Regions from separate parts of the Mus musculus genome. Here region 2 is linked to region 1. The links are chromatin loops, found by intact Hi-C in ENCODE. Cell type or tissue: heart. All regions are shown on one strand. Each heading gives the region's core, and the rest is flanking DNA. Links, peaks and the distances in the headings are about the cores only. Region 1 holds the start of Heatr5b (HEAT repeat containing 5B). Region 2 holds the start of Cebpzos (CCAAT/enhancer binding protein (C/EBP), zeta, opposite strand).

Region 1 (15,923 bases), core at 3,449-11,448:
GTTACTGTCTTGAATAAGTACATTTAAAGGTGAGTTGTGCATGCGTGTCTATGTGCAAGCACGTGCTTGTGAGTGTGCCAGAGGAAAACAAGGGAGGGCTGGTTCTCTCATGCTACCACAGGAGTCCCCGGGATTGAAGTCAGGCTGCCGTACTTGGCAGCAGAGGCCTTCACCTGCTGAGCCATCTTTGTTCACACTCTCCTTCCCTCTGGTCTTACTTCCCCTGGTTTGTGAGTAGATAATGTACACAGTAGCACCACTTTTAGAAACTGAACAGGAAGCAAAGCCATCTGCAGTCGTTTACATTTGCAGTGACTCTGTCATCTAAACTGAAGCTCAGGTTAGATGGACTAAACTAACCGGAGAAGTTGTAGGGGACTTTTAGTTTTGGGCTAGAAACACAATCCTGTGAATCAGCAGCTTTCAACTGGGCGTTATTTAGCAGTGCTTGGAGACAGTTCTTTGGCTGTCATAAGAGGAAGTACAAATGGCACCTGAAGGGCAGGGACCAGGTATATACACTGGAATGGCCATGTGAGGACACCATTGCCTCAGCCTCACAGGAGAAGCTCAAAGGGAACAGCCAAGCTCTCTTTGGGGGTCAGAATGACTGACCAGCATGTACAGACACTGGCAAGTGCAGTCTTCTCATCTGGAGTGTTATAGCCCCACCGTGCTATAGCCTGACAGCTATCAAAACCAGCTAGCCCAGCCTACCCTGTGCGGTTCCTAATAATTACTAGATTGCAAGGTTGCTGGGGTTAATAGGTAACCTGTCAGGTGAGCACTCCACCTTATCCTAGCTTTCCTGTATGCGTGTCTATGTGTCTGCCCTTTCTGCACTCCCTCCCCACCCCGTCAGGGTGCCAGAACCCAAGCTAAGCAGTATGTGGTACCGCTACACAGCCAACCATGCTGCCCACAGCAAAGAATTACCCAGCTTCAAGTGAGAACAGTGCCAGGCCATGCCCCGGCTATGAGCAAACAGGCAGTGCCCACACATACACTCAAATCTTCACTCGGGCACTCATCTTCATCCTGTTCTTCCTTTTCCTCTTCCTCTTCCTCGGTCTCCTCTTCAGGCCTCAGCCAGTACCACGCCTCCCTGGGAACCTGAATATTCTGAAAATACAGAATTATTTTTATAAGACACAGCTAAGCATAGTTGTGGTGCCGTTAAGTGTGCTTGTGTTAACATGAATTTGTTCTTCCAGGTAATATTTACAAGTGCTAGTTCTCAGAGCACTGGACCACAGTGAGGACTGAAGGGAGAATTAGAGTGTGTCTCCCAGTTCCCGCTGTCAGTCCAGCAGGAGACATGGGCGGTGGGCCTACCACCGGACAAGTGACTAGGACGGAGGACAGGGAGCGTCAGGAGCAGACGCTGGACAGCGGGAATACAGTGAAGCAGGACGTTCCTCCCAGATGCTTACACACCACAGAAAGTACGCCAGGATCTGAGACCAAACGAAGTCATTTTACTTTCACTGTGACTCACTGTGGTTTGTAAAAGGCAAAGATTGCTCTGAAAACTATTCCTGTGTGAAATGAAAGCATTCCACCATGATTTTTCCAAAAGACATAAGTTCGAGGTATGGACTAAAACTAGGTTACTCTGGTTAATGAAACATTATGGGGAACGGAATCCCTATGTGCTCCAGTCCTGGGTAATGATACTTTGAGTGAGAGAAAAGCTATTTAACCCTTGCTAGACAACTGAGGGAGTGGGCTCCTGGACTAAGTGGGCCGTCAGCTGGCCAGTCACCACTATAGGAGGTGCACATCAGACGGCAGCTGCTGAGGCGAGGCGGTATGAACAGGTATGAACAGGGCAAGGGGGGGGTTGTGATTTTTGGTTTTCCTTAATAAAAACGAGTCAAACCATTCCAGGTACACTACTGGACTGGGAACAGATGCCCGCCTACCTTCTGGGCATCCAGCTGCTGGCAAGCTCGCTGGCTTCTTCTCAGGTCTCCTTCGAGCCTCATTTCATCCTGCTTACTCTTCAGTCGCATCCTGATGAGAGGAAGAACAGTACAGTGGGGTCTGCAGTCTCGCGTGGTGTCTACTTTGTAGACCCACGTACGCATGGAGGAGCACACCGCAGTTAAGTGGGCTGGAAGCAAAACAAGTTCAAAGCAACCGCTTTACCGAAACTCCTCGGCGGCCTTTGCTTCATTTTGGTTTTTCATGTGAATTTTTCTCCTGTAGTTTTCCAGCCTCTCCTCCGCTTTCCGTTTTAATGATGACTCATGACCTATGCCACTTTTTCCTGGGCAAAGACAAAAAAAAAATATGATGAGGAACTTAGGAAATTACTGATTTTTTTTTTTTAAGTTTCAAAACATGACAATTTAAATACTTAAGAAATTATATGCAGTTCTTACTTAAATATAATAATCCAAACTTATTTCATTAAAATGGAAGCAGAAAACACTAGGGTTTAGTTTTTGTTTGGTCTTTGGGCCCAAATGCATGGCTTGATTTTGACAAAGGTCCATCTCATCTAACACAGTAATGCTACACACGTTTTTAAATATTAGGAAAACAATATCAACTATCACGTTTTCTTAAGTGTATACTTTTTTTTCTCTTGAATTAATCCAAGAGAGTACTCACAAAAGCAGTCATTGATAAATTTGCTTTGGAACATCTTTAGTACATTACAATAAGTAAGAAGGCGCTGTGTATCCCACACTTCTAAATCTTCCCCCCCCCTAGTTTTTATAGCTCTGGGATCAAAGGCAGGCAGGGCCATGGACTAGGTAGACAGGCACCCCACCAACTTCATCCCTCATCTTTAACTCTTTAGCAAGGTCTTACTATGTAGCCAGGCTAGCTTCTCCATCTTCACCCTCCCACATCTGCCTCCTAAATTCTGAGACTACAGTTGTGGAATTATGAAAGACTGGTCCCAGTTCCCCCATATATTTTATGATTTATATACTACTTCCATTTCATCAAAATTTACTTGAAAGAGATTTAAAAGTTTAATATTTTACTATTTCACGGGCTTCGGGTGATATCAATTATAAGGGCAACTATCATATAACATACTAAGCAAAACAATCTAAGTTATGGTTATAATATAATAAAAAATGACTTGATTATATACCTGTTTTGACATTGAGAGGAATTGGTTCAACAATACCATCTCCTAAAAAAGGAGGAAAAATTAGAAATAGTTTATTTATCACGAAGTTCGGGTCAGTCAGTAGAGTGTGTAACATTACAATGCTCTCTGAATCCCCCTGCCAGTCTCATGAAACTGTAAACTGAATTCTGGAAACTAATACTCTTTGTCAACTAACACACTATAAACTAATACCTCTCCTGTGTTTAAGTACCTCCTTCTCAGTAAGATCATTATCTATCTATCTATCTATCTATCTATCTATCTATCTATCTATCTATCTTCAAGATAGGGTCTCACTGTGTAGTTCTGGCTGTCCTGGAACTCACTAGGTAGCCCAGGATGGCCTTGAACTCACAGACGTCCATCTGCCTCTGCCTCCCCTGTGGACTTATGCCATTTTAAAAAGTGACAATCACAGGCACAACAGTCTTGGCTGACAGAAATCTCAAGAGACAACAGACGTCCCATGTGAGAAATCAAAGCGATTAAAATAGAAAAAAGCAAACTGAAGCCATCATTTCTAGCTGCTGCATCTGAGAAAGCAGTTTCATTTCCTAGAGGGAAGCATGGCTTCTTCAATGGGAAGGCCACTCAGCTCGCTGCCATAGGTACAGGGCAGGCTGGGCAGAGTCCTGCCATGCTCTCCGAAGTTGCTGTGTTGCTGGCTGGCTTCCCTACCCACCACGTGCCACCATTCCTCACAGCCTCTGCTGTCAGCCAGTTTCTTCAAGGCTGTGGTGGGAGGCTAAGCAGTGCATGTTGGCATGGGAGGCATCCTAAATGGACATGAGAAGACATCTCTGAAAGGGCTGTTAGCACCACAAATCCTAAGTACCGCCAACTTAGGTGTCCGTCAGTACCAAGTCAGCTCTGCACACGACTCACCGCTCTTGCCTAGAGCCTGCCCACTCTTGTATCCCATCTTTTGGAGCAGAGCGAACCCTTTGTTTTCACAGCCGAGTGCATTCTTCAACCCGATGTCACGTCTTTCCCGCTCTTCTTCTTTTACGCTCTTCTGCCTGTTTCTCAGATTAGCTTGCTGTTGCTTTTCTTCTTTCCGACGGGCTTCTCGGATCTGCCTCAGCATCGGCACACCGGGTCTGACATCTTCTCTGAAAAAGAGCGGAATGCTCTTGTAGGTGAGTTCCCGACATTTGCTCCCCGTTTGCAGCAGAGCAATGAAGGGCAGTTACAAGCTGTGGGAAACTGAAGGCAGTATAAAGTTGAGAATGTTAGAATTACTTTGGAGTAATTCTTTCTAAGAGGTAAATAACAATAAACAGTAAAGCTGAATAAAGGCTGGACAGGAGAATAAGATTCCACACAGAGAGGAGCCAAACAGTGATACGAGACAGAAGAGGGCACCCAAGGCGAATCAAGAGCAGAAGTAACATGGTTAGCCCTCAGAGAAATGAGAAAACACCTCTTATCTGTGGATGGACACAGGGCATTTTCCAGGAAACAGGAAGACTGACTTTTTGTTTATCTGTTTGCAGTCAGGGTTTCTCTATGAAGCCTTGGATGTCCTGAAACCCTTTCTGTAAAACAGGCTGACTCCAATTCAATGGGATGGCCCACCAGCTCCTACCTGCCAAGTGCTGGGATCAAAGGTGTGCGCCGCCATGCCTGGCAGGAAGGTTGGTTTTAATGTCATATTTAAAAAACAAACAAACAAACAAAAAACCCCAATGTCCTGGAATAGCAAGATGGCTCACCAGGTAAACAGGTTTGCCGGGTTAGCCTGAGCACCTGACTTTGGTTCTCAGAATCCATGTGGAGGGAAGAAGTGGCTCCCAAAAGTTGTTTTCCAATCTCCACAGGGGTGCAGTGCCCTTCCCACAATGATGAACTAAAGTTTAAAAATTAAAATATATATTAAAAAATATCCTGTGCTAGGGCAGTAGTCCCGTTGTCAGGGTACTTGTCTAGCATGCATAAAGCCCTGAGTGTGATCCCCAAAACTGCAAAACCCAGACATTGTGGCACATAGCCTTTGCTGTAGTCTCAGCCCTTAGGAGGTAGAGGCAGGAGGATGAGCTGCCCAGTGAGCTGGAGAACTGCCTAAGCTCCATGTACCCCTAGCTTTAAACAAACAGACATGACCACCACCTCTACCCAACCAATGTCCTTATTTCATTCTATTTGTGTCTTTTGGATATCCAGACACCATCAAATTAGATATACCCATTTACTCACTGAACATTAATGAAGGAATCCGACATATAGTCCTCCTCTTCTGTCATGCTCTCCTTCATCTGACAACACTACCTGCAAATCAAGTAGGACCAAGGGTGAGAGCGATCATCCTCGTCATAATTTTAGTTTATCAATACAGAAATCGACCATGGAGAGTGGCAATGCTTCACTATGCTCCCTTGTATGCAAAGATGGAGAATCTTAGCACCCTATGTCTTAGCAACAGAGAGGCTGCCAACCCAACAAAGGCCAACTGGGAATGGTGTGGGTTTTAGAAACCTCAAAGGTTTCTAAACTGACACACCTCCTCCAACAATGCTTTCCAAAAAGTACTATGAGCCAACTGTAAGCCATTCTAATCAAAGTCACCAGACCACCAGAGACAAATACTCTTGTTTTATCCTTTTTTTTTTTTTTTCTCTCTCCCTGAGATCAGGTCACCCGCCACCTCAGGCTGGCATGGAACTCACCATGTAGTCCACGCTAGCCTTGAACCTGTGATTCTCCAGTTATGAGACAAACCCTCATATAATCGTGTAGTATTCTCCAAGATGACCTGCTCCTAGTCAATTTTGTTGAGCAGTTTGTGTAATAGTTTTTAATAGGATATATTAGAGTGACTTTGTTTTTGGCTTTTCTGGAGGCAGGGTTTCTCTATGTAGTCTCAGCTATCCTGGAGCTCACTTTGTAGATCAGGCTGACCTTGAACTCATAGAGATCCACCTGCCTCTGCCTCTTGAGTGCCACCTGCGCCTGGCTTAGGGTGACTTTTTGGTCACACTATACAGTGCACTCTACAGTTGGTAGTATGAATGAATTGAGTGAAGTCAGTGGTCATATATGAGAACACTCAAGAAGCTCTGTAGAGATGGCCACGTGGGAGGATCCGAGGCACAAATGAGTGAGCCAACTAAGTGCGCCTCTTAGAAGATTAGTCAAGCCCGAGATGAATCAGACTGACCTGCAGTCTCCTAGTACTCACCTAGCTTAGGAGCAGCCCAGTAGATAAGAAGTATTAGTTCCACTTTCCAGCAGGGAAAACTGAGGCTCAATGTGGCTAAATAATTGGTTCACAACCACAAAGAATACAAGTCTTGGTGATCTTGTTCCTGAAACGGAACGAGGTTGTAATTGCTGAGATGGGTGTTGAATCCAGGGCCTCATACAAGCAAGGAATGTGCTTTATAACTGAGCTAAATCTCTAATTCAAACTAGATTATTTTTAAGGGAAGCATTTAACTCCACAGACATGGTGGCCCTCTGGTGTGATTTCAGCACCCAGCAGTTCGAGGACAGTATGATCTACCTGTGTAAAAATACACACACACACACTTACAAAAGTACAAGGGATTACATGTTACTTTTAAAGCTCTGCCTTTTATAGTTATTCCATCTTTTACATATAATTTTCACATAAAATCACACTGAAACTTCACAGCTGGGGGCACTGTAGATTCATTAAATGATACGGTTTGAGGAAGTTAATTACCAATAGTGAGGACATTATGTTAGGAAGTGGAATAAGGGGGCTGGAGAGATGGCTCAGAGGTTAAAAGAACTGTCTGCTCTTCTAGAGGTCCTGAGTTCAATTACATGGTGGCTTTATAACTATTTATAATGAAATCTGGTGCCCTCTTTGGGCCTGTAGGCATACATGCAGGCAGAACGCTATATAATAAATAAATCTTAAAAAAAAAAAAAAGGAAGGAAGAAGGAAAGAAAGAAAAAGAGAGAGAGAGAAAAGAATAAGGAATTGGGTCTTAAAATGTGAAGGTTCCCCTCCTATGAGGACAACATACACTAGCATTATCCACTTCCTTCAAATATAAGAATAAACTCCACAAGTCGATAGATAACCCAGGTAGGGATGCTGGTGGCCTGACCCCTCACTTAAGAGTCACAACAGCGAAGTGGTCAGGATTCTGGGTCTGAGGGGGTAAATCACGCAGCATCTGTTGATGGTTGGAGGTGGTGTGTGTCAAAGAGCCAGAGCAAGTTTAGGTGAAGCGCTTTGCCTGTTCCGAAATAATGGAGCAACCACTTTCTCAACAGGACGATTATAGGTGCTGCTAGCGTATTTCAGTATTGAGCACCGAGTTTGAAGCAGAGCTACAGAACACACAGAGCTGGGCTAACTCTCCTGTGGGTGCCTCGGGCATCGCAGGCTCTTTCTTCCCTCCCGCTCTCCTCCCTCCTGCACCCTCCCACCAAAACGACCACTTACGGATGGGGCGTAGCTGACGCTGTGATAGGCAGTCACAGCCAACTTGCACCGACCTCTGTCATTCTCCTGAGCGCCCGCACACCCTGAAGCCGGAGCTTTACTGCCCGGAACCAGCTCCGCGGAGGTCGCGCTGCGCATGCGCCGTGCAATTGGCGCAGGACCCACAAACATCCCACTCGTCCCCGACAGCCGATTCGCTTCGAAACTTGGGGTGGGCGGGGCTAAGAGGACGTGGGGGCGGGCCGGTCCGCAGGACCTGTGTCTCGCGCATGCGTCGTCTCCCGGCTTCCTGAGGGCCGGAGTTTGGGAGGCGGGGCATCCGGGTCCCTCGGCAGAGCGGAGCTTGGCTGCTCGGCTCGGACTAGACCAGGAGGTGAGGCGGTCTCGCGCGCTGTCAGAGCCTGCAGGCTGTGACATCCCTGGGTCCCAGGACATTTTCCGAGGGCTGAGGAGGGAATTCGAGTTTTGAGGCCGGGGATCCTCAGCCTCGGGGTTGACAGCTCGAGGACTCCTACGACGGGAGGCTGACATCCCAGGGCGGCCCGGGGACCCCGGTTTGCGTTTCCAGCAGACTCTCAGTTGTCGGGGTCTTCGGAGCGGCCCGGTGCATCCAGACCCGGAGCACTGCATTCCCGGGGCGAGGGGTTGTCCCGGGCGCCCCTGCCGCAGTGTCCCCGTGGGGCCCGCCTCCGCCGATCAGAACCCTACGGTCACTCTTCTGGGTCCCGGTGGCGAGGGACGGGTGGCGGAGAAAGCTCCCCAGACGCCTGAGCTCGGTGCTTCGGGGTTCTCAGGGTAGAATGAGTTAATAGCCTGTGTTCTAACAGGGAAACAACCGCCCCGGAATAGTGCCTTTTTTGCAGTATTTACATTTTCCTTTCATTCCATTCTTATCGCCAGTTTTTTCTTTCTTTCTTTCTTTCTTTCTTTCTTTCTTTCTTTCTTTCTTTCTTTCTTTCTTTCTTTCTTTCTTTCTTTCTTTCTTTCTTTCTTTCTTTCTTTCTTTCTTTTAAATCATTGTCCTTTCAAAGTTAGTTCTCTAATGAGAAATGAAACCACGCTTTCTTTCCCTAGCTTAGTGGTTGCATTTATGAAACTTGACATTTAATATTTAAGAAATCCTTACATGTAAGGGCTGGAGAAAGGAATCCGTGATTAAGAATACTTGTTGCTTTTGACAAGGACCTGGGTTTGATTTCCAGCGCCCACAAGATGACTCACAACCATCTGTAACTCCAGTTCTAGGGGGAGCCAACACCCTGTATATATATATATGTGTGTGTGTGTGTGTGTGTGTGTGTGTGTGTGTGTGTGTGTATGTATGTATGTATGTATGTGTATACATACATTTGGGCAAAACACTCCTACACATAAATTAAAAATTCCTTAGAATATATTTTACTCTTTTTTTAAAAAACGAATCTGTTCATTTAAGGTGTGAATTAAGAACATCAATAATGGAGCTAGCTCACAGTTTATTGCTAAATGAGGAAGCTTTGGCTCAGATCACGGAGGCAAAGAGACCCGTGTTCATCTTTGAATGGTTGAGATTTCTTGATAAAGTCCTAGTTGCTGCCAACAAGGTAAGCATTGCCCACCTCACCATAGGTTGATATAAAGAAAATTGAAGGCATTGTGTTTTGAAAATGTTATGAGTCTTTCATCTAAGGAATTGGAGGATGTTATACTATGGGAATTTCTACCTTATCCTTCTCTTAGTCAGCAATAAAACCCAAACCTTGTCTACGTCCTGCTTGTTGCATGCTTCATATCTGTCTAGGCAGCGCAGTGTGACTGGATTAAAACATCACTTATAATCATCAGTGCCTGAAAGGTCTCTGTGATAAGAGATTTTTTTTCTTTGCCTTTTACTTCCTACACAGCCTCTTTAATCCAAGCTTGTTTTGTACATGTTTTCTTTATTTTGTTAGTAGTAGATGCTTTCCTCAAGTGAGAAGATGTAAGAGTGAATCCTAAAAGGTTTTCTGGAAACGGTGAATTTTACAAACTGAATGTCACAATGAGCTAGTCCTGACCTTCATCCTAGTATGCTTCTCTAGGCCAATTGTTCCCTAGAAGATGTCTTCTTACTCTGTTGTCTGAGGTGAATGTGGGGAATTGTGTGGGAATCAGGATAGGGAGCCTCAAGACTTTTACATTCATTATGTAAACATTCACTTAATTCCTATTTCAGTACAGTGACCTCAGCCCACAGTTGTGCCTGATCCTTCTTGTTCAAAGATGTCCTGTCTCTCCCCCCCCCCCCCAGAAAGCAAGCCTTTAGCTTTCTTCTAGAATGAAGGAAAGGAGGGTAGAAGATTTTGTTCGTTTCTTGGCTTTGATTTTACTTTGATCGTTTTATTAGTTATTCCTGGCTGGCCTGCCGCTCACTGTGTATCCCAGACTGGCTTCAAACATCCAGCCGTCCTGCATTAGCTGCCTGAGTGCCGAAATGCTGGGCATGACAGGTGTACTCCAGTCTAGCCTCGGGCAGTCAACTAGGAAGTCCTTCTGTTTCTAGGTGCAGATTGATTCTTGACTGAAAGACTGGGAATCCATTTTAGGTTTCCCCCTTGGCTTTCAGGTTTCGTCCAGGTTCTTTTCCTGTTGTTGTGGCCGTTGTACACTCGTGCTATGTGCTGTTGTTGCTGCTGCCTGTTAAAATCATGTTAATTGCTAGAAAGACAGTAATAGAAAGACACGGATACCCTGGTAACCTTTAACTAGATTTTTTTTTGTCTCTTAAATCTTCTGTAATTAGGCATTTGTTATTTCCCTTCCAAAGGAAAGTTCACAGTCATTCCCAGCTATGTGATGAATTCAAGGCTAGTGTGAGATCCATTCATATCCTCTCTCCCTCTCTCTCTCTCTCTCCCCCTTTCCTCTTCTCCCTCTTTCTCCCTCCACCCTCCTTTCCTTTCCACACATATGCAAACATCTCTGAGTTAATGCATTTAAACCAATTTATTGATTTCAAATCTATCCTTTGCCAACCCCCTAAAGTCATTCCCTTCCCTTATATCATGTTGATTAGCAACTGTCAAGAGAGTTACCCACAAGCATATCTAGAATTCATTTACTTCCCATCATCTGCCTCTTCAGTGTCTCTCATCTGGGTTATTGTAATAGTTTTCTAATTGCTCACCATAGCATATATATATATATACATATATATATATATGTATGTGTATGTATATATGTACATATATAGCATCCATAGTTTGAATGGTCAAAATGAATTGGGCAGAATATTTAGAATACAACCCTTCTCTGCTTGTCACTCGGCATACATTTCATGTTCTTCAGTGTATCTGTACCATCGTCTGTTTTCTTATGACTTCATCTTTGACTATTTCTCTCTTACTCCATCCAGCTCACCTAACCTCGCTGTCCTCAGATGTGTGACTCTTACTTCATCTGCAAAGCCTTTGCACATCTTGTTCCGGCTCCTGGGATGTTCTTTTAGCTACCATTTCACCTTAGAGAGAGATGTTTTCTCATACCGCTCACGTACTTATATTCTGCCCCCCACCCAGAATGTAAATGTCATGAGGATAAGGACTTTGTCTGTTTTGTGCACTGTTGATCCCAAAGCCTTAGGTACATGGCATGTAGGAACTGCATGGTATTTCTTAAGTAAATGGGTGATATTGACTAGATATTGACTATGCATAAATCTTGGAATTATGTTCTGTTGCTTATATCTCTTCAAATTTTCTCTGGTTTCTTTTGCTAACCCATAACTCTATGGACAAGTGCATCTGCTTTGATAGGGGAAATCTTAGAAATCAGTCATCTATATGTCTACTATGTGATTTAACTTACTAGGGTGGTCTGGAAACTTTAGGCTCATACACTTATCACTTTAGTTATAATCTAACTTAGACATGGAAGGGAATGAGGATTGAATATAGGAAAGACTGGATCATTTCTTACTGAGGTTTTCATTTTTGTAAAAGTTTTCTTTTGTGAGTTACGCTTAATGAATACAGATTTTAATTGTTAGAGCACTATATGTATTATTTATTATTTTACTAGAAAACAATAAGGGTAACAAAGGAAAAATTATGGTCTTTTTCTTTTCTAATAACAGACAGATGTAAAAGAAAAACAGAAAAAACTTGTTGAACAATTAACTGGATTAATAAGCAGCTCACCTGGACCACCTACTCGAAAATTGTTAGCTAAAAACCTTGCAGCCCTTTATAGCATTGGGGATACTTACACAGTTTTTCAAACACTAGATAAATGTAATGACATTATCAGAAGTAAGGACGACACTGCAGCCTACTTACCAACAAAATTGTAAGTACACTTTTACAGGAACCCTGGCATTCTCTTTAGTTTTTTTTTTTTCCAGTAGTTTAGGGACTCCATATCATAAAGACCCCACCCATGTGGTGGAACCTGAACTATAGTACTGACAGGAAGTTCTAACTCAGTCTCAGGAGGGGGTTGAACTTCCTCATGCCTTTCACCACTAGTCTAAGGACACAGCTGGGAGACTGGTATGGTGTGAGCTGTGGTGTAAGGAGCATTTCAATCAATTCGGATGGAAATCTTGTCCTTGCCTCAGAGGGAAAGAGAAGAGTTATTGAGGGAAGGGGGCAGGAATGCGCAAAGTCCAGTCCACTTTAACTATTCAGCCAGCTAAAGAGGTGAGGTGATTGCGGAGTCCAGACCTGCCTGCGCGTTGAGCTGCTTTCACACTAGATGGACAAACTTAAGTAGCTGAGGCAGAGACCGCTTTGCTTACAAGTTTACTAGCAGCTAGGTTACGTTGATCCTAAAATGCTAAAGAGAAATACAAATTATTTTTTTAAAATCAGAAAGGTATAATGAATTGTATTTAAAATGGTTGTACCTTTATGTGTGCGTGTGTTCTATGTTGTGCATATGGAGGTCAGAGGACACTTGGTGGGAGGTGGTTCTCTCTACCGTGTGGGTCCTGGAAATAGAGCTCTACCCACTGAGCCATTTGTGTAAGTGAGCAGCAAGACTGTTTTTCCAGGGCAGCAGTGGCTTGTGTTGGAGCCTTCTATGAGAAGATGGGAAGGATGTTGGGCAGTGCATTTCCAGAAACAGTGAACAATCTGTTGAAATCTCTGAAAAGTGCAGAGGTGAGTTTTACAGCAAGAGTTTAGTGCCTTGCCCATTGCACGTTGAAGGTGTTTTGTCCTGTTGCTATGATCCTTGCTCTGTTGCTATGAAAGTAATTTCAGATGATCACATCTCCTTAATTTTGGGAGGGGGTACCATTGTTTTTTAAACAAGTAGGTTTACTTGTTAGTTTTTGCAGAATTCTGTTTTTCTGTCGACACTGCTTGTGTCGTAGCTAATATATCACTTTCACATGTTTGCCTCAATCCATTGCTGTACACTGTGCAGATGTTGCTAGCTCATAGCTGGCACACCTACAGGTTAAGTGTCACAGGGCCATGCTTCTCTCACAGGCTCTTCTTTCCTGCATTTGGTGATTGTCACAATGCTGGCTTTTCCCCGGGGTGGACTAGCCACTCCAGTGTGGCATCATCTTTATTTGTTTTCATCTGTAACTACCTTGTTTATAGTCAGATTCACAAGTAACAGGTTTTAAGACTCAACATTTATTTCTGAAGACGACAGAATTCAAAACTCACAATGGTATCAAGTGAATTCTTTTGTCCTGTCAGTTTCACTATAGTTTCTATGTCAACTTCAGATGAATGGTATGTAGAGTAAGCTCAAGACTCAGATATAATTCTTGGGGGGCACTTGGAACTAAATTTAGGGTGTAGCACACATTCATTCACTGAGCCATGCCCCCAGCGTGCAACCTCAGTTTTCTGTTCAGAAGAACTGACTTCTCAGATGATATTAATATTTATCCTTACATTTCAGAGCCTTCGTAGAATTCTTGATTCAGGGCTTCTCCGTAGTCTCTCTGTTTGGAGATAAGCTAGTTAGGTTGGAGAATTGTACCTCTGTATGTTCTTATTAATTGTGACATTGGTTTGACAACATGGTCCTAAAGCTTTGCTTTGTGGTCACGTGCAGTCTCAAGGGCGAAGTGAGATCTTAATGAGTCTGCAGAAAGTGCTGACTGGACTGGGCGGCGCAGCAGCTTCCTCTCACCGCGACATTTACAAGAATGCTCGATCCCTCCTGACCGACAGGTCGATGGCTGTCCGATGTGCAGTGGCCAAGGTTAGTACCCAGCCAGTGTGTAACATTGTCCCTTATGGCATTTGCTCTGAAATAGCTAATTTTCTCTTAAATTACGAGCTTTTTTGGTTTGTTTGCGCACGTTAGTTGCATTTTCTAGAATTATACAGATGGCAGCGTGTGGCACGGACTTCTGAGTGGATGTGTGGCTTCTTTCTTGAAGTACAGCTGTTTTGAGATTTATGTTCATGTGTCAGAAGCTCACACCTTCCTGTTGTGTAGTCCCGCGTGGTTGTGTGGATGTGTGGAAGTGTGGATGTGTGTCCAGTTCCACCTTTCTTCCTTCACGTAGCTTTGGCCGTTACCAAAAAAGCTCCTGTGAATACCGGTGTGCAGGGGTCTTGTGGGCCTGTTTTTATTGCGGTCAGTGCGTTTTATTTGGAATGGCTAAGATTTATGGTTACCTTTTAAAGAAACTACCTGTTTTCTAAGTACTTCTATGTTTTAGTTTTCTGCCTTTTTGCTTTTGTTAATGTAAGAGATTTCTATTGCTTCATATCTTCACCATTATTTGCTAATTACAGTTTTTGTCTTGACTAACAAATGGGATTTTCTCATGATTTAACCTTCATTTCTCTAACAACATGCTTCCTTAGACAAGGCCACACCTCCTAAGCCTCCCCAAACAGCTACCAATTAGAGACCAAGTTATACAGGTGCCTGAGCCCATGCAGGACATTCTCAGCCCGACAATGCGCCTTTGTATCTTGTTTGCCAAGATGTTTTTATTGAGAATATATACTGGATTTTTGTCAAGACTTTTTTGTCCAAGACAGGTTTTACTGTGTTGTAGCTCAGATCGTCCCCAAACGGACAATCTTTCTGCCTTAGCCTCCCAAGAGCTGTGACAACAGGTGTGTGTTGCTGACCCTGTTTCTTGTGTTATTTCTGTTGTTGCTAGTTATTAAATGCATTACTTTGAGGTAATTGCAAGATAGTCTCATATTCAACTATAAGAAAATATAGAGAGAGCCTTATGTCTTTTGCTAGAAAGAGTCCTTTGGTAGTGGCAGTACCTTGCACAGTGTAGGACAGTGGCAAGGTGGACATTGATATTGATGTAATCCAATTTCCCCAGTTTTAGTTGTATTTACTCTCTTAACATCTATGGAAATAATCATAAAATTTTTCTTTTTTAGTTTTCTAATGTGGATTACATTAATTAGTTCTAGAATTTTAACTATTTATATTATGTTTTCTCATTAAAGAACAATGTCCTTCCATTGCCTGGTACGCAGTTTTGAAAACTGTTCACGTGTTTTGCCCAGTTCTTTGGGTATTTCAGGAGAGTATCAGTGTGGTTGTGTTACTCCATGTGTGGAATAGAAGTCCTAGAATGTAATTTACTTTTTGCCTTGTATTTAATCCTAGTGCCTTCTGGAACTACAGAATGAAGCTGTGTTCATGTGGACTGCCGAACTAGAAAATGTAGCTACCCTCTGCTTTAAGGCTCTGGAAAACTCAAATTATGGGGTACGAGTCGCAGTATCTAAGCTACTAGGAACAGTCATGGCTACAGCATTGATGCCGAAACAGGCAACAGGTATTGTCGTTGGCTAACCCTGCATTAAACTATTGTAGGTATGCGAGGGTTTAGAAAATGCTTTCTCCTAAATTAGTTATTACGCATGGAGGCCACTTTAAAGGCACTTAAATTGTTAGCTTCCCTTTTCATCAAACAAAAGAACCTAAATGACACTCCTGATACTTTTCTTTTTTGTGATAATGGTATACACGTTAACACTGATCATATTATTGGCATACTTATGAAATGGTTTGTGTAATGCTTATAGGAGTCTGGCATCTTATGTGCTGCTTTCCTTCAGTTTCTGGTATGTAGACCTCCATTTATGCCACAGTGCTAACCTTCAGTCTCATTTGAACATTACTAGTCAGTATCGGGGGCAGCACTAATTGTATAGTGCCTTTGTTTTTGATTCCCTGTTCCACAGACATTTCAGGGATGATTGTGACCAGGCCACATAACAGTGGGAAGAAATAATGTAGCAGGCGCTGACTATCTTGAGCTCTGCTGCTCTCACCTTACCCGAACTCTACAGGGTAGAAAATAATTAGATGTGAGAGGGTTATAGGTTTATGTCCCAGCCCTCACCGTTATTAGCTGTTTGAGATTCAGTTTAGTGATATGCTTTTCATTGTATG
Region 2 (15,923 bases), core at 2,831-10,830, 82 kb before region 1:
CCTCTGTAAACCTCCCATCCCATCTTCCTTCCCCTTTGTCTCTAAGAGAGTGCTCCTCCACCCACTCACCCACTCCCACCTCACCACTCTAGTACCCCCTACACTGGGGCATCAAGTTAACTAAACTCCTGATCCTTCTGTATATTGCCAAAGATGACTGTGATCCTCCTGCCTCTCCCTCCCAAACGGTAACTCTTTAGTGTCTCTATCTGTGTTGGTATATGGCTATAGTAGTAACTCAGGGGTAATTTGTTCACACCATGATCCTTCAGGCAGAAGGATCCTTTGAATGAAGTGAGACTGATTGATCTTTAATGTCACTACTGATGCTTCTAGTGCCTTTAATATGATGTCAAGTTGTCTGGTTGATTAGTTAATTAGGTTTGATTTAAATTGCTTTAAAAAACAAACAAACATTTATTGTGAATAATTTTATGAGTGTGATGCCAAAAGTAAAAGTCTTAACTTTTACTGTGACTTTGGGTGGGCTGATTAGCGACTTTAGGTCATTTAAAACCACTATATTCTGATACTTAGATAAGTAGTGTTAAGGTGAACCAACCTTTTACTATGCTATTATTTTACTGTTGTGTGGGATTAAACTCAGGGTCTTGTTCATGCTAGACAACACTGTGTACACCCTAAGGCCTCTATGGTGCCATGTTAAAATGTTTGAAGAAATGGCTTATAAGACACTATAAAGTCTTGAAAGCTGCTTCTACCTCACTTAAAAGTGCTTGGTGGCGCATACTGTAACCCAGCACTCAGGAGGAAAAGCAGGGTTGAGTGTCCAGAGCCAGCCAAGGCTACATGGAAGAGTAAAGAAAATTATGCCTCACGTTTAACTCAACCCTTTTATATTGAATACAAATTCTACTCATTTGTGCCCATTTCAGTATCCATAACACACTTTGAGTTGTAATTAGTCTTTAGTTATAAATTATACAGATATGTAATACGCATTTTACTTTAGGTATTACAAAAAAGTTGCTGTTGTTAAAGACAAACAGAAACGCAGTGCAGATGAAGAAAGTATAGAAGATATTGATGATGAAGAATTTGAAAATATGATTGGTAATTTGTTTTTGTTGACTCAGTTTGTAAAATTATTAATATTTGTTAATAGACTGTATAATATTAGTAGTATAAGTGAACTTAGTATTTACAAATCATTGATCTGCAGACTATAATGGAAGATTAAGAAATAGCCTATGGTGACCTTACTCATATTCATTCTAGAAAAATAACGTTATTGAACTTTGCATAATATGTCAGACAATTCTGTTTGCAGGCAGAGTGTTTTCATTTCTCAAGCCAAGGCTCTGATGACACAGACACTGTTTAGTTTTCATAATCTCCTAGTTTTATGAGTAGCAATGTCTGCTGGGTTTTTTTTTTCTTTATAATCCTTACAGCTTGGGGATTTTTAGTTAACTGTAATCAAATAAAACTACATGAAAATGGAAGGGTTTACTTGCTGTTATATCCTATACTTGATTAAAAATAAACCCTAAAGTTATTTTTCAACAAAAGAACTATAGACAGGAATTACAGTAACAGACTCCATTTTAAAGAGGTCACTAAGCTCATAGGTTTGCATAGGACAAACCAGCAGCAGTCCTAATAACGACATTCTGCTGTTGTGAAATCCTGGTTCTGTGTCACGGCTGACTGGTGTGTAATGTGTATCACTCTTGTCCTTGCTGTCTCTTACACTGTTTATATGGTTCTCGCGCAGACACATTTGAAGACGACAACTGCTTCCCACCTGGGAAGGATGATATTGATTTTGCCAGGTAAAACGCAGCCTTGTCTTTACCATTTCCCAGTCTTTCCCAGATTATTATAGTTCATTAGAAGAGGAGGCCTAGAAATTACATGATCCCTAAGGGAAATGCTCACCTGGGCTTGAACCTTTAGAATGCTTGTCTCCTGAGCACACTTTAGAAGACACAGCCTCCTTTACAAGTGTTTCCCCCCCACCCCCACCCCCAGCAATATGAAAAAAGCAAAAGGAGCTAAGGCTGACTTGGAAGACTCAGAGAGTAGTGACGGCGAACTTGGAGACCTGGATGACGATGAAGTTTCTCTCGGAAGTATGAACGATGAAGACTTTGAGATTGATGAAGATGGAGGAACGTTCATGGATGTGTCAGATGATGAAAGTGAAGATGCTCCAGGTACACAATGAAAAGGAAGATACAGATTATATAGCGTTCTTGCTCATTCTTAGGCTAGGCTTCCATATCTAAAGAATACACGTATCAGTACTGAACTGATTTTAAGTCAACAGCTTTTTCTACCCAGTTGCAGTTGAGCTGTCATGTTGCCTCTTTTTATCATTTAGTATAAGGGACTGTAGTGTAGCTCAGTAGTAGAATACTTCCTAAAATGTGTAAGGTCCTGGGTCTCTGAGACACTAGAGTGTCCAGTATCCTCCAGGCCCATTCTGTTGGGATTGGAGGACTGGACACACATGGAACAGATGTACCAGGCCTTGATGTTGCACTGCCACTACTGGAATTGGTATTTTCCAGGCTTCTTACTGTGTATAAAATGGTTTAATAGCAAACTTTCTTGGGTAACAGAATTTGCTGACGCCAACCCCAAAGCCAATACTAAGAAAAGCAAGAGAAAGAGTGAAGATGATTTTGACTTTGCTGGGTCATTTCAAGGTAAGAAAATACATGCGCTCTCTTCAAACCATAGCAGCTGCTATATGAAGAGCACCTGCTACCAACAAATATCTTGGAGGAAATGTTTTAAATTGCTTTGATACCATTTAGAAAATGTTTAAGATCAGCCCTCAGGCACCTTCTCCCATTTGTCTGAGACAAGGGTCTCTCTTAGGCTTAGGACTTCACCATTTAGGCAAGGCCAACTGTTCCACAAGGCTCTAGACACGCACCTGCCTCTGCCTCCTCTTTCCTCACTGACATTACACCACTACTCCCAGGTTTTTAAATGGCTGCTGCAGATCTGAATTCTGTTGTCACTCTTGCGATGCGAGTATTCCAGTTAAACCATCTCCCTGCCAAGAAAGGTGCATTAAGAGTTATAACAACAGAGTTGTGAAATGTGGAGAGGTAGAGAGTTCTCGCATGCAACCTTAGTTTTCATTGTTCCCAAGCCCTACCCTCTCACATTTAAGTATTTCTAGATGATCTTTTCAGTCATGTTTCAAGAGTCCAGTTATATATGAACCCTAACTATCTTACTACTTTAACTTTCTTGAAATGTCTACAGATTCAAAACTGTAGGTGAGTTTTTATAGACATTTTATTTTCAGTGGTATAAATAAAACTTTACTGATAAAACAATAAACATAATCAGCTTTTCAAGCCCAAAGAATAAGACATGAATTACAATTTATATTTTGTTTCACATATTACAAACTCCATCCAAGTCAGCTGTGGAATTTTAAGCCTGAGTGATACTTTTGGTTTCTTGTAAAGATAAACATTGATCGGGGACCAAATCTGAAAAATAAGTATATGCTTTGAGTAACCTACACATAATTTTTCTTTAGGACAAAAGAAAAAGAAGAAAAGTTTCAATGACTCCAGCCTGTTTGTCTCTGCTGAGGAGGTGAGGCTAATGTACTAACTTAAGAAAGTAGCTGTTTACATTCTTTTCAAGTTTCCTAATAGCCTTGCCCACCCTTCCTTTCTTTTTTCAGTTTGGCCATCTGCTGGATGAGAATATGGGCTCCAAGTTTGATACTATTGGCATGAACGCCATGGCTAACAGAGATAATGCAAGTAAGTAAGCTGGTGGTGTTTGTTTGTTTGTTTGTTTGTGTTGTTTTTACAGCAGGGTCGTAGCCCAGGCTGACCTTGGGCTCTAAATCCTCCTCCTCCCAAGCAGTAGGATTACAAGTGCACTACCAGGTCACCTGTGTCATTTAAATGGTACTTCCCTGAAGATGTCCTTAGTGGCAGGATGTTTGTCACATAGCAAGGCATTTAAACCACACACACAAACTGCAGACCCACACACGTTATTTCTTCAAGAGTCTGTCTGTTTTATTTAGACTTAGCTAAAGGTGTACTCTCACATGCTTGAAGACTTTGTAATTATTCCTGATGTTATAATCACTAGTTTCTATTCTTTCATAAAATAGAAAAGAAAAATCTTTCCAGTATAAATCCTATATTTTCACTTGTAAATTCCTCAACTATCCAGTAGAGGAGAGCAGCAAACAGTGGGTGGGAAGCCGCAGGCCTGCAGTTACGGTCAGGGAGCGTCTGTGGAGTCCCGGGTACAGACTCATCTGTCGTCTCCCCTCAAAGGTTTCAAACAGCTCAAGTGGGAAGCTGAGCGAGATGACTGGCTGCACAACAGAGATGTGAAAAGTATCATCAAGAAAAAGAAAAATTTCAGGAAGAAGATGAAAGCCCCTCAGAAACCCAAACGGCAGAGGAAGTGACATCTTCAGGGTGACAATAAATTAAGATTATACTTACCCTTAGTTTTTGCTAGTCAACCATTTTTCCTCATCTTTCTCTCTAACTCCATACATTCCAGACTGTTCAATGGATTTGTAATAAACTGTGGAAACAAAGTACTGTCATTTATAAAATTACACAAAATTTAAACTTATAGTGAAAGAATTCTTCCATATTGCTACATAGCAAACGAAAGGACAGCGGGGCTCCATGTCCACACGGGAGCTGTAACCACTCTCCAGACCTCTGTGATGGGCTGCTTGTCCGGGACCAGGTACCATGCTTAGGCTAAGTGCATGATGTCACTGTGGTCAACTCTAACTATCAGGGTCAGCGTTGGCTCTCCCCAAGAGAAAGCAGTATCTCTGAGAACATAGTACACCGGAGGAAAACAGTCTTTACAGCAGTAACTATGGTTTGTGCCCGTCCCAACCCTTAGGTCTCGCTCTGGAATCTATAATCTTAACCACTGAACGAATGAAAACTCCAGCTGGCACGTGGGGTATATAACTCAGTGACAGCACTTTTGTCCATTGTTTATAAAGCCTGCAGGTTGATCAGTAAACAGGGGAATAAGGATTAAAACAAGAGCTAGCTGTTCTCATCTAAGTAATAGGTGTGAGTCCTTACTGTGTGGTCCCAGGAAGCAACTAGTGTTTGAAACCAATAACAAAATAAGGTCACTTGCTCTAAAGTTGTAAAAACATCACAGAATCTATAGGTTGTTTCACACTTGAATTTTTACTTGAAGAAAAACATACCTTCCAAAATGAATGGAAATTTCTTGCTCATTGTTTGTCTGAAATCTGATATTAAAAAAAAATCACTGTATTAACATATTAAACAACAATTTAGTATATTAGTGTCTATTAGCATTTTGTACTAAGGTCCATCTACTAATCCAAGAAGTAAATCTTACAGGATAGTATACAAATTACATTCATCTTAAAATATAGCCTTTATCGTTTTGTTTGGTTTTTGTTTTTCAAGGCAGGGTTTCACAGTAGCCCTAGATGTCCTGGAAATCACTGTAGACCAGGTTGGCCTCGAACTCACATAGATCCACCTGCCTCTGCCTCCCGAGTTCTGGGAGAGGTGTGCACCATCACTGCCCACAGCGGTGTTAGCTTTTTCTACAAGTAAGTATGACGGGCAGGCTGAGCTGCCTCCACCCATTCCGTTCAGTTCTGAGCCAGAATAGGGACGTCTGTTCTACCCTTCCCAGGTAAAACCCAGACACTCCTAGTCTGCAGGTACAATAACAGCCTCGCTCCCCTCCTGCCCATAAAAACGTCCGATACCTTCAGTCTCAAGAAACATTTTTGCCCAGAAATGTCACCAACATTGAGTGCATCCCCTGCTAGAAAACAATTGCTGAGCTGAGTTTACCTTGGCTGGAGTGCATCTTTTTAAACAGACAGTAAGCTCCAGCGACACCCACAAGCTCAGCTGCTAGCACTCCTTTAAAGATCTTCCTCGCCAGCGGTTCCATGATCCGAGCCATCCTACATTAACAACATGGATGGATGAGCATGTTTAGATTTCTGTTGCCACATCTATAAAGAAAAACCTCCACCCCCAGTCTCAGTGCTTGTATGAACCTCAAGGGTAGTATGTGTTTCGTTTAGACATTCCTACATGCAGTTTCCGATCTCCATGCCTAAGGAGTGTGATAAACCACAGAAATTCTGAGAAGGTATAGAGCTCTTTACAAAGCAAAACTGGAGGAACTAAGGCTTTTTAGTGTCTGTTAGAGAGAAACTTTTTAGCTGACCTAGGAATTATAATACAGTCTAATAATAGGAACAGCATTGGAAGGCCCTTTTGGAGACTGCCCTGCAAGAGGAAGGTACTTTTGTTAAGTTGCACCACAGTTCATGCCTTTCCTAGACGGATATGAAACCAGACGGTAGCAAACCAGTCTTGGCTCTAAGGCAGTCTCAGTGTTGGAACACTTCAATGCACCATCCCCAAAGCAGCGTGCGTTCCTAAGCCTTCAGACCACTTCCCAGTCCCCAGATCCTGATTCAGCAAGACTAGGGTGGCAGGCACCCCAGTAATCCCCCCCCCCCCCGTGAAGTCACTCCAGGTTTTATACAAAGCCCTGGCCCATGGGGGAGAAGTTGACTGGTGGTGACCCAGTCCATGGCAAAGCTTCGAGTAACTGAAGTCTTCCCCCCTGTACGCAGAGACAAACCGAGAACGGGAGCATGCAAGCTATTAGCATGAGTAGTAGGCTCAGTTTCCAACAGTCAAAAGAAGGTGTCTTTGAAGAACCGTTATCCAGTAAATAAGGTTTTGTCTTGCTAAATATGCAAAAGGTAGCTCAGGCTTTATAACTAACTCCCTATAACCCCAAACTACTAAGCTTTTGATCTAATATTCTGATATTTTCCCACTGCTCAATGCTGAGACAGGCTGTTCTTTAATGTTCAGGATCAGCCAGTCCTTTCCCCTGCTTTTACGTCCCTTTCATGGTATCTAAGCATGAAAATAATTAAACACTATCAGGATTCGCCTTGGACTCTGTTACCATGTGTCCCTCCTCCAACGTTCGTTTTTCACTTTAGTAATGGGAATTACTCAGGGACCAGAAAAAAAAAAAACTGTATTATTCTCATTTTTAAAACGAAGCAAATAAAAAACTGGGGAGGAGGCAGAAGGGACAGCTGTGTTCCTCGATTTCCCAGTACTCTGCTAAATCACTGACGGTCCCGCTCAGTTCTAAGTTCTCAAGGGCGGTTTTAAGGTTTCAGGGCGAGGACAGGGCACACCTGCCTGCATCCTGTTCCACAACTTACGGGATCTGAGCGAAATCTTTTTTGATTGGAAGAGAGTGATGCTAAGATATCAAACAGTCCAAATAATGATATTAATAAAACACTTAATTTCTTAAAAACTGATGGACGTGCCACATTCCAAAGCCCTGCGCTTCGGGACTTGTCTACTTAATAATAAAGCACGTTTGTCACCAGAGACACACTGTCCAGACAAGATGGCTCAGGGAGACCAAAGACCACGGAGCCTTGTTGCACAGGAGCGCCTGGGGCTGCAGCGCAGGAGAAGCAACCCTGCGTGTGCTCCAGTGTAGGCCCGAGGGAGGAAAGGCGGCGCTGCGACCGGGGGCTGCTGCCCTGCAAGGATCCAACAGCGAGCACCCAGCCTTACCCGGGGTCCTGGTCCCAGCATGCGTCGCGGCTCGGCGACCCGGAAACGCTCGCGCTCCTGCGCCTGCGGGGCGGGCTCGCTCGAGTGTTCCCCACACCCAAGAATGTCACAGACCCCACGCGCCACACATTGGGGAACAGAGGACAAGAAACACTGCCCGGTCCTTACCTGAGGCCTCCGCAACCCGACTGCGCAAGCGCACGGTCTTAGCGCCACGCCCCCAGCTTTAGCCACGCCCCACAGAGGAACCTGACCTAACTAGCTGTGGGAAGCTGGTATCGTTTAGGCAAGGTTATCCTGCCCGCGGTCACACCCAAGTAAAAGAATTCACATTTGAACCCAGGACACCATCTCCAAACTCTGCACATGGATCGTCTCTCCCACTCTAAACCCAAAATGTATCAGAACGGGAACAACCCATCGCCAGAGAGTGGCCAGAAAAGTGGGACCCTAAATTGGGATTTGCCCTTTAGCCAGGTTCCTAGACAATTCCTTTACACATTAAAGGTGAGAAGCGCTGTGCCTAGGTGCTGCCCAATAGTCAAGAAGAGGGCTGACCTAAGGGAAGGAAAGATAGGAGATGGGGCATAGGAATGCCTAAAGAGGGACCACGTGCATGACAAAGCCTGGAATGTCAGACTATATCCACTTTTATTAAAATGCAGTCTGTCCTCAGAGATCCACAGCCAGGGCTGCACGGAGAAACCCTGTCTCAAACAAGCAAACACAGGAAGCTATGAATGCTGCCCAACAAAACGTTCAAGGTAAACATAATGGAAATTGGGGGAGGGGGAGTGGCTTGGCTTGGCTTAGCTTAGCTTGGCTTGGCTTGACTTGGCTCACTGGTACAGCTAACTGTGCAACACTTATGGATCTTGCATCTTCGATTCCCTGTTCCTGTTGGTTCCGACTGTTGATTCGAACATCTGGACATGTCACTGCTGTTGCTAACCTGACTCTACAGAACTGTATCCATGAGGTGTTTGCCAGTGGATCCAACTACCGCTGCCTGCTAACCTGTGAACTGAACTGATTTCCAGACAACACAGAAGGGAGTTGCTCCAAAGAACCTTTCTAAACAGTTCCACTTCCCCCCCCCCCCCCGTATCCTTTCTTTCCCACTACCTCTGGTGAGTGGTGGGTTACAAGGAAGGTTAAAGTGTTTAAAAACCATCATTAAAAATGGAATTTGAGGGCTGGAGAGATGGCTCAGTGGTTAAGAGCACCGACTGCTCTTCTGAAGGTCCTGAGTTCAAATCCCAGCAACCACATGGTGGCTCAAAACCATAATGAGATCTGACGCCCTCTTCTGGTGCATCTGAAGACAGCTACAGTGTACTTACATATAATAATAAATATTTTTTTTTAAATGGGATTTGGAAAAATTAAAGTTACACCAGGGAGTACAAGTGTCAAAAAGATTATAAGGATTCAACAAGGTGCAAGGTGTGGCCTTGTTGAAGGAAGTGTGTCACTGGGGGTGTGATTTGAGGTTTCAAAAGTCCACACCAGACCCAGTCTTTCTCTTTGCCTATGGATCAGACTGTAGAGCTCTCAGCGACTTCTCCAGCTCCACCAAGTAGACAGTAAATTACCTCTGAAACTGTAGGTCAGCTCTCAATTAAGTCCTTTTTCTTTATGAATTGCCTTGGTTGTGGTGTCTCTTAAGAGCAATAACGCAATGACAAAGACATGGCTCAACTAGCCATTTTTATTAGTGGTCTTTTTGACAAATGCAATGTCATCCAAAAATGATGTATTTAGTGTCCTTAGAAGACACAACTAAATCAAGGAACTTATATGGCGCAATAAAATATATGTTAAGCCCATTTTCTTTGTCCACCATCAATATATCTCCTTTGGTTGATACCCCATTAATGGCAGGTAAAAGAGAGAAACACATTTGTAAAACCAATAGAAGAGGATGCAAAAGCCACCCTGTGCTTACATGTAATGGAGTATCATTATACAGCACATCAAGAACATGTATGCACAAAAGCATGACAAATGTATGTTATGAAAATCCTCAAAACCGTGGGTTTCATGGAATGAAGGAATAAATAAGCACCAGTCCCAGGAGTTCTTTTAAAACATTGACACTGACTAAAACTAAATCATTTACTTTTCATAAATAAGATGACAAAGTTAAAACCAAATGATAAACAGATTTTATTACTTGAGACATGTGATCAAGTTGCTTATGGTCTCAAAACTGAATTTACTGCGGAACTTGATGAGGCAAGCTACCATACAGATTTAGCATTCTTACCAGGGATCCCCCTAAGTGAACCATGTGGAGCCAGGATCGCTGCAAAAAGCAAGAGGAATTTATTGTTCCAGTGCACTGGGGTCATCCCAGACCCGAAGGACAGGCAGCAACCACCATCACCAGTTAGGCTGTTTTTATAAGGTTTCCAGGGGCAGAACAGAGCATTAGCAACTCGGCACAATATGATTGGCAGAACAGTGCACCCTTTAAACTGATTAGTCTTTAGGGAATGAGGTGACAAGGACTTCACCTTGTTTGAAAGTGAGCAACAGTCAGTCCTGCGGAATGTGTCCCCACCCACCCACAGGTCCGTTGCTACCCTGTGGTCTAAGAAATGCTAATTAGCTTCTCCCTTGTCTGGGGGGTGGGGGGGCTTGGGGGGGGTGGAGGGGTGTCATAACCTTCCCAAAGTTCCTGAGCTGACCTTTTCACTACAAGAATTTGAGTGGCTAGAGAGATGGCTAGGCAGTATAGAGTACTTGTTTTTCTTGCAGAGGACTTGAGTTCAATTCCCAGCGCCCAAGCAACCCTAGTTCAACAACTCTAGCTCCAGGTGATCCAATGTTCTCTTCTGACCTCCAAAAGCAGCAGGCACACATGTGGTACATGCTCATGCATGCAGCCAAAACATTCAAACACATAGCATAAATTTAAAAATTAATGAATTTAAAGCAGATTTCAAAATTCCCAGAAAAAAAAAATATCTTGGTAAACTTCCAACTCTGTTTTCAGTCAAGTAGATAGGTTGCCTGTCAGTTATAAACAGACTGTATAAAGCTGCAGTCAGCTGTGAACCCCAAGATTTTGTCCTTTACTGGGAGGGGAAAAAAACCCAAACTTTTTCTAGTTGTGGTGTGGCTCAGCACTTAGCACACACCTTTCTTTAATCCCTCTGGCTGGAATACAGACATGCCCTTAGTACACACCCTTAACCCCAAACAATGAAGGAAAACTTAGTTTGTAGAAGGAGGCAGCCATGTTTGAAAGTGATGTCTAACTGAATGGCAGACGAGATGATGAATCTGTTGTATTACTAATAAAGCCTGGTTGTGGAGTTGCTACCCACCTCAATGGTTTATGTTCCCGAATGAAAGACATACATACATACATACGCGCGCGCGCGCACACACACACACGCGCACACACACACACACCCTTTATATTTTAAGATGCCCTATGCAGCACAATAGCTGGGTGACTGCCAACCCTCCGGGTGGCTAGAATCTGCCTTCCGCTGATAATTCTGAGTTACTACTTACTAACATCTTTGTTTCATATTGGCCACTCCCGACCCATTTGTGGTGCACTCTGGGCCCCCGCTTTCTTTGCCAGGAGCCCAGGGTGCTCTCCTTGCTTCTCTACCCCACAGTGGTCTCTGACTCTCCTCTCTCCATACTCTCCTCTTCCTTTCCTCCGGGTCCCAGCTCAGAAATTCCTAAAACCCCACCTCTGTCTGTCCTCCTCAGCTATTGGCTGCTGGCATCTTTATTTACCAATCAGAACCAACTGGGGGCGGAGCCCCAGAAGCTATGTGCAGACCTTCTCCCACAAATAGGTTTAGGGGGTGGGGACATAATTAGCAGTTGTGATAATAGCAGCTTCACGGATCACAGAAAGATTTGACAAAATAGGATATGCCCAACTCTCATGAGAAGAGAGAGAAGAGGTAAGCTATTTAAGAGAGCACAGAGAGAGAGAAAAAAGAGAGAGGAAGGAGGCCGTTAGACTAGGACAGTTGTACAGAGACAAGTTGAAGAGAGAACAAGCTATATACAGGTGAAGACAGAATGAGAAGGAGCCAGAAGATTAGAACAGATTGCCAAGGTTAGTATGAGGCTGCGCAGAGCAATTCAGGAGAAGCTGAGAGAAGCCAGACTGAATCAGTGAGCATGAAGAGGAGTCTGAGCTAAAACAGCTCACGATCAGGAAGAACAAGAAAGAGTATGTGTATTCAGCAGTGTCTTAGTCGGGGTTTCTGTTCCTGCACAAACATCATGACCAAGAAGCAAGGTGGGGAGGAAAGGGTTTATTCATCTTACACGTCCATACTGTTGTTCATCACCAAGGAAATCAGGACTGGAACTCAGGCAGGTCAGGAAGCAGGAGCTGATGCAGAAGCCGTGGAGAGATGTTCTTTACTGGCTTGCTTCCCCTGGCTTGCTCAGCTTGCTTTCTTATAGAACCCAAGACTACCAGCCCAGAGATGGTCCCATCCACAAGGGGCCTTTCTTCCTTGATCACTAATTGAGAAAATGCCTTATAGTTGTATCTCATGGAGGCATTTCCTCAACTGAAGCTCCTTTTTCTGTGATAACTCCAGCTGTGTCAAGTTGACACAAAACTAGCCAGTACAAGCAGTAAGTTTCAGAGGCTAAAACGTTCTCAGCCTAGATAACATTGTACAGAGAGCCTAGAAGTTTCCAGCACTAGGCGTAGGTTTGCAGACAGAGGCAGTAAGCCTCAGAGACAAAAACACCCAGGCGAATAAAAGTTACATTTGCAGTCAGCCATCTAACTTCAGGAAAAATTGCTTGTATTTCTTTCCTAGACCTTGACAGGTCTTGTCTTCTCAGAATCACGTGTATCTCTCACTTCATAGTCACAAAATTCTCTCCTCATTGCTTCTTATAACACCTACTATTTTGAGCAACTCTTCTCAAGACTGAAGCAACTGAGAGTGAAATTGTGGAACATCAACTAAGCACTTTGAGAACTCACTGAGAACTGTAACCACTTTTACCCAATCACATATTGCTGCAGGAGGATCTCAAATGCAGCATCAAATAGTCCACTATCTGACCATTCTGTGTTGTTATTTTATAATAATAATTAATTATAATATATTATATTGTGTATAATTATATTGTAGAATAATTATAATTATAGTAAAGACAGTGGCATTTTATTACTTAGATATGTTCGCGTTCTTTGTTGGTGATCACAAATGGGACCTACTGAATAATTCTTGAGACTCTCTAAACAGGGTGGTACACAATTAGGAGATCATTATATGAGGATATGGAGAGGCGGGGCTCATCTGTGGCAACAGATATCATGAAAATTATATACAGAAATTTGTTTAGCTTACTAGATTTCATTAGTGTTTGTGTGGCCCATAACAATTCTTCTTTGTCCAAAGTGACCCAGAGACGCCATAATTTTGGATGCCCTTGCTCTAAAGAATGGGCCAACTCTTAGTGAACTCTCTAAATGGCAGAGATGAGACACTAAGAGTCCCAAGTTAAGGTGCAATCTTAGAGTATACTAGAAGGTAGTCCATCCCTTGTAAAAGACAGAGAAAAAAAGATGCACTGTGTCCCACAACTTGAGTCTGGATGCAAAAGACAGTCTATGGTCACCTAACCCTAACACTGATAAGATACAAGAAGTGGTAGGATTTTTTCCTGTCCAGTTACATTAAAATATTAGTGCAGCAGAAGGCCTGTGATTGGGCTGGGGAAAGGAAGGCAGAGCAAAGAGTTGCAAGGACAGAGAGGGACTCAGAGGAGGAGAGGAAAAAAGCAAGATGGAGGATGGACAGGAAGAAGATCCTGAACCAGTGTGGATTTAAAAGCCACAGTAGATATGACATCATAACGGTTAGAATAATTGGGATAGCTTGTCTAATCTAGGTGGGCAGCTTGTACCATTATCAATTGGCCCTGAAATTATTGTGTGGGCATCTTGTGAATTGAGAATTTATTGATATATAAATCTGATTTATTAATTATAAGCTTCTAGAGTTTTGTTTCTACCGGTTGCTGGGTGACTGTGGAATGGATGGTCATTCTGTGGGGCTGGTGTGACAGCAAAAGGAACTTGGAAGCGCCGTCCCCTGCCAGAGAGTTGGTGGGCAGAGAGTAGCTGGTTGGAACTTGGGAACTTGGCGGCTTTATTTTTAATATTTCTCGCAACAGCAAGAAGCTAACTTAGAAGGTGGTGTTTCATATAACATGGAATAAATACAGATACACACATACCTGTCTCTTGACAATGACAACATGTCATACAAAATAGGTTAGCCTACAATTTCATAGGCTGTTTCCCTTCATAACACATGCCTAGAAATTCAAAGTTGAGCATGTAGAATTTTCAGATTAACCTGACCCTGGAGAAACTTAAGAATTAACTTACTTTACACATCCCCTGTCTGTACCCCCCACCTCCTCCTCTACACACTAAAATCCCCCTATAACAACATGTATTAGTGTCCGTAGGATCGGGACCATTGTCTGCTTAAATGTTTTATCCATCAAGAAACAATCAAACAAGAGCATGTTTACATCAGTCTTAAATTCTAGCCCAGGAGAAACAAAGACTGTTTGTAATGTGAGGGCTAATCCTGTTGAGCAGATGGGCAGGGCATCTAGCCAGTTCTTTTCTTTCTTGAGAGACAGATTCTTAATTACACCTTTCCAACCGCAGTGAGAAATGATCCCATTATTATGTAATATAATGACTTCAAGTGGGAATCTTGTATGAAGATGGTGAGTGTCTCCCATTTAAATTGGAGCTAGAGCAAAGAATAGTCACAATTAAGCTTCATTAGTCAAAGATATCAACTGATAACAAAGATAAAAAGATGACAAATCTGTCTCTGAGAAGTCCCACCATCTTTAGGAAAGTCCGTATGGCTTCAAGCAGCAATTGAGTTCCCATGAAGAGCTGACTGTTCTTGTTTGGTTGTGCAGCAAATGCCCCCATGGCCTTGATTCTCTCCCATGAGGTAGAGAAGCACCAGAGCATATGCTAACTCAACTCAACGTGAGATGAGTAAGTTTTCCTGTGGCCATTTGCCTGGTCTGCAACTTTGATTAGACTTTGCCCCCATCAGCCTCAAATCAACCCACTGTAACATGATAATAAAGTTAACACCAATCTCACAGGTCTGCTATAGACTAACATGGAATGAATCGCTCCTGTAGTTTAGTACAGCAGGAGGTGTGGTGCTTAATGGTGTTAGCAGTTATGTGAACTGTTACATGAACAACTGTATAGAAGAGCTATGTGCTTTAACTAGCTAGCATTGGTTTAAAGGAAACTTAAATAGAATCAAAGAAAAAGTGATAGCTTTAGTATAAGGGTTAGGAAGAAAAATGGAAGACAAGGAGAATGGTGTAGAGAAGAAAATGAGAGGGGAAGAGTGCAGCCTGTGTGTGTGGTTTGGATAGGTTTGTTCTCCATAGACTCATGTGTTTGAATGCTTGACCCACAGGGAATGCTAGAATGCAGCTCACAGGAGAGACATCTGTGTCCTGAGGTTTGCCTAGGTAACTAATTTCTCTTTCTTTGTTGCTCTACCATCCTCGGAAGTTTTGTTTTCCTTCAACTCTGGCTCCCCCACTCTCATGCCTGATAGATGAACGTGGAAGAGGAAGCTTCCGGGTAACACAGTAGAGGAGAATCTGCCTTCGTGTCCTGATGGGTAAAGGAAAGAGAATGAGGACAAGCAGGCTGATCCAAAGAGAGAGCTCCCATAGTGTGGGCACAGACGTCCCTGTGCTGATAAGCTCTGGGGGAACCTGGAATGCGAACCCAGGGTTGTTCCTTCAAGGGAAGGAATTCAATACGGGATATTTACCTAGAAGGCTGGGAGCAGGCGTGCATCGGAGCCTGGGGACCATTGTGTTATCTGTGGTGGCCATCGATCACACCAGACACTGCTTGTTTTTCTCAATCTACAGAACCCATCTTTATGGAAGGTGTCATATGTACATCACAAAGAGATTTGATGTAGTTTCATCCAATCCTCCTCCCACTCAGTCCCCTCCCATCACTGTATAAGACGAGGCTCTTCTATACAGTCCCTTGCTCTGCATAATGACACAGATTCCTTTATATTTATTAAGAGCTTCAGGCACTATAGCCTGCTATTCTATAGTCAGCTATTCTAATACTGGCCTTAAGCTACTTCCCAGATATGTGGCCTATACCTGCCATCTTAGCCTCTCCCTGGCACCTCCTTCTATGTCCCAATGGCAACTCTCTGGTCCTCTGATTCTTTGGTCTTTCCCCCCAACCCCCGCCCCTCAGAAGTC

Evidence for each region. Peaks named below come from ENCODE experiments on the same cell type or tissue, not always from the same donor. Only the 100,000 strongest peaks of a DNase experiment are listed, where the experiment ranks them.
Region 2: a loop joins it to region 1, with 2.1 times the contacts of the local background. A loop is called at or near these places in 13 of 42 quality-filtered maps.

Annotation. Positions count from the first base shown.
Region 1 is chr17:78,827,312-78,843,234 of GRCm38, reverse strand. Heatr5b (HEAT repeat containing 5B) reads left to right here and starts at 7,854. Exons shown (of 36, transcript NM_001081179.1): 1 at 7,854-7,929; 2 at 8,992-9,139; 3 at 11,650-11,861; 4 at 12,568-12,676; 5 at 13,593-13,742; 6 at 15,132-15,303. The coding sequence starts at 9,014. Gpatch11 (G patch domain containing 11) reads right to left here and starts at 7,719. Exons shown (of 10, transcript NM_181649.6): 1 at 7,557-7,719; 2 at 6,315-6,441; 3 at 5,333-5,404; 4 at 4,022-4,248; 5 at 3,116-3,157; 6 at 2,152-2,272; 7 at 1,926-2,016; 8 at 1,006-1,122. The coding sequence starts at 5,391. In heart, for the core only: a CTCF peak has its summit at 6,969 (motif pointing left); a DNase peak (open chromatin) is centred at 7,794; H3K4me3 peaks cover 2,192 bases; H3K27ac peaks cover 1,399 bases.
Region 2 is chr17:78,908,387-78,924,309 of GRCm38, reverse strand. Cebpzos (CCAAT/enhancer binding protein (C/EBP), zeta, opposite strand) reads right to left here and starts at 7,811. Exons shown (of 5, transcript NM_001177403.1): 1 at 7,617-7,811; 2 at 5,838-5,953; 3 at 5,210-5,254; 4 at 4,467-4,551; 5 at 3,262-4,333. The coding sequence starts at 5,952. The coding sequence ends at 4,469. It overlaps Cebpz (CCAAT/enhancer binding protein zeta), which reads left to right. Exons shown (of 16, transcript NM_001024806.2): 10 at 974-1,074; 11 at 1,739-1,796; 12 at 1,996-2,180; 13 at 2,589-2,675; 14 at 3,530-3,588; 15 at 3,680-3,761; 16 at 4,293-5,307. The coding sequence ends at 4,429. In heart, for the core only: no CTCF peak of the experiment used is centred there; a DNase peak (open chromatin) is centred at 7,779; H3K4me3 peaks cover 1,996 bases; H3K27ac peaks cover 2,098 bases.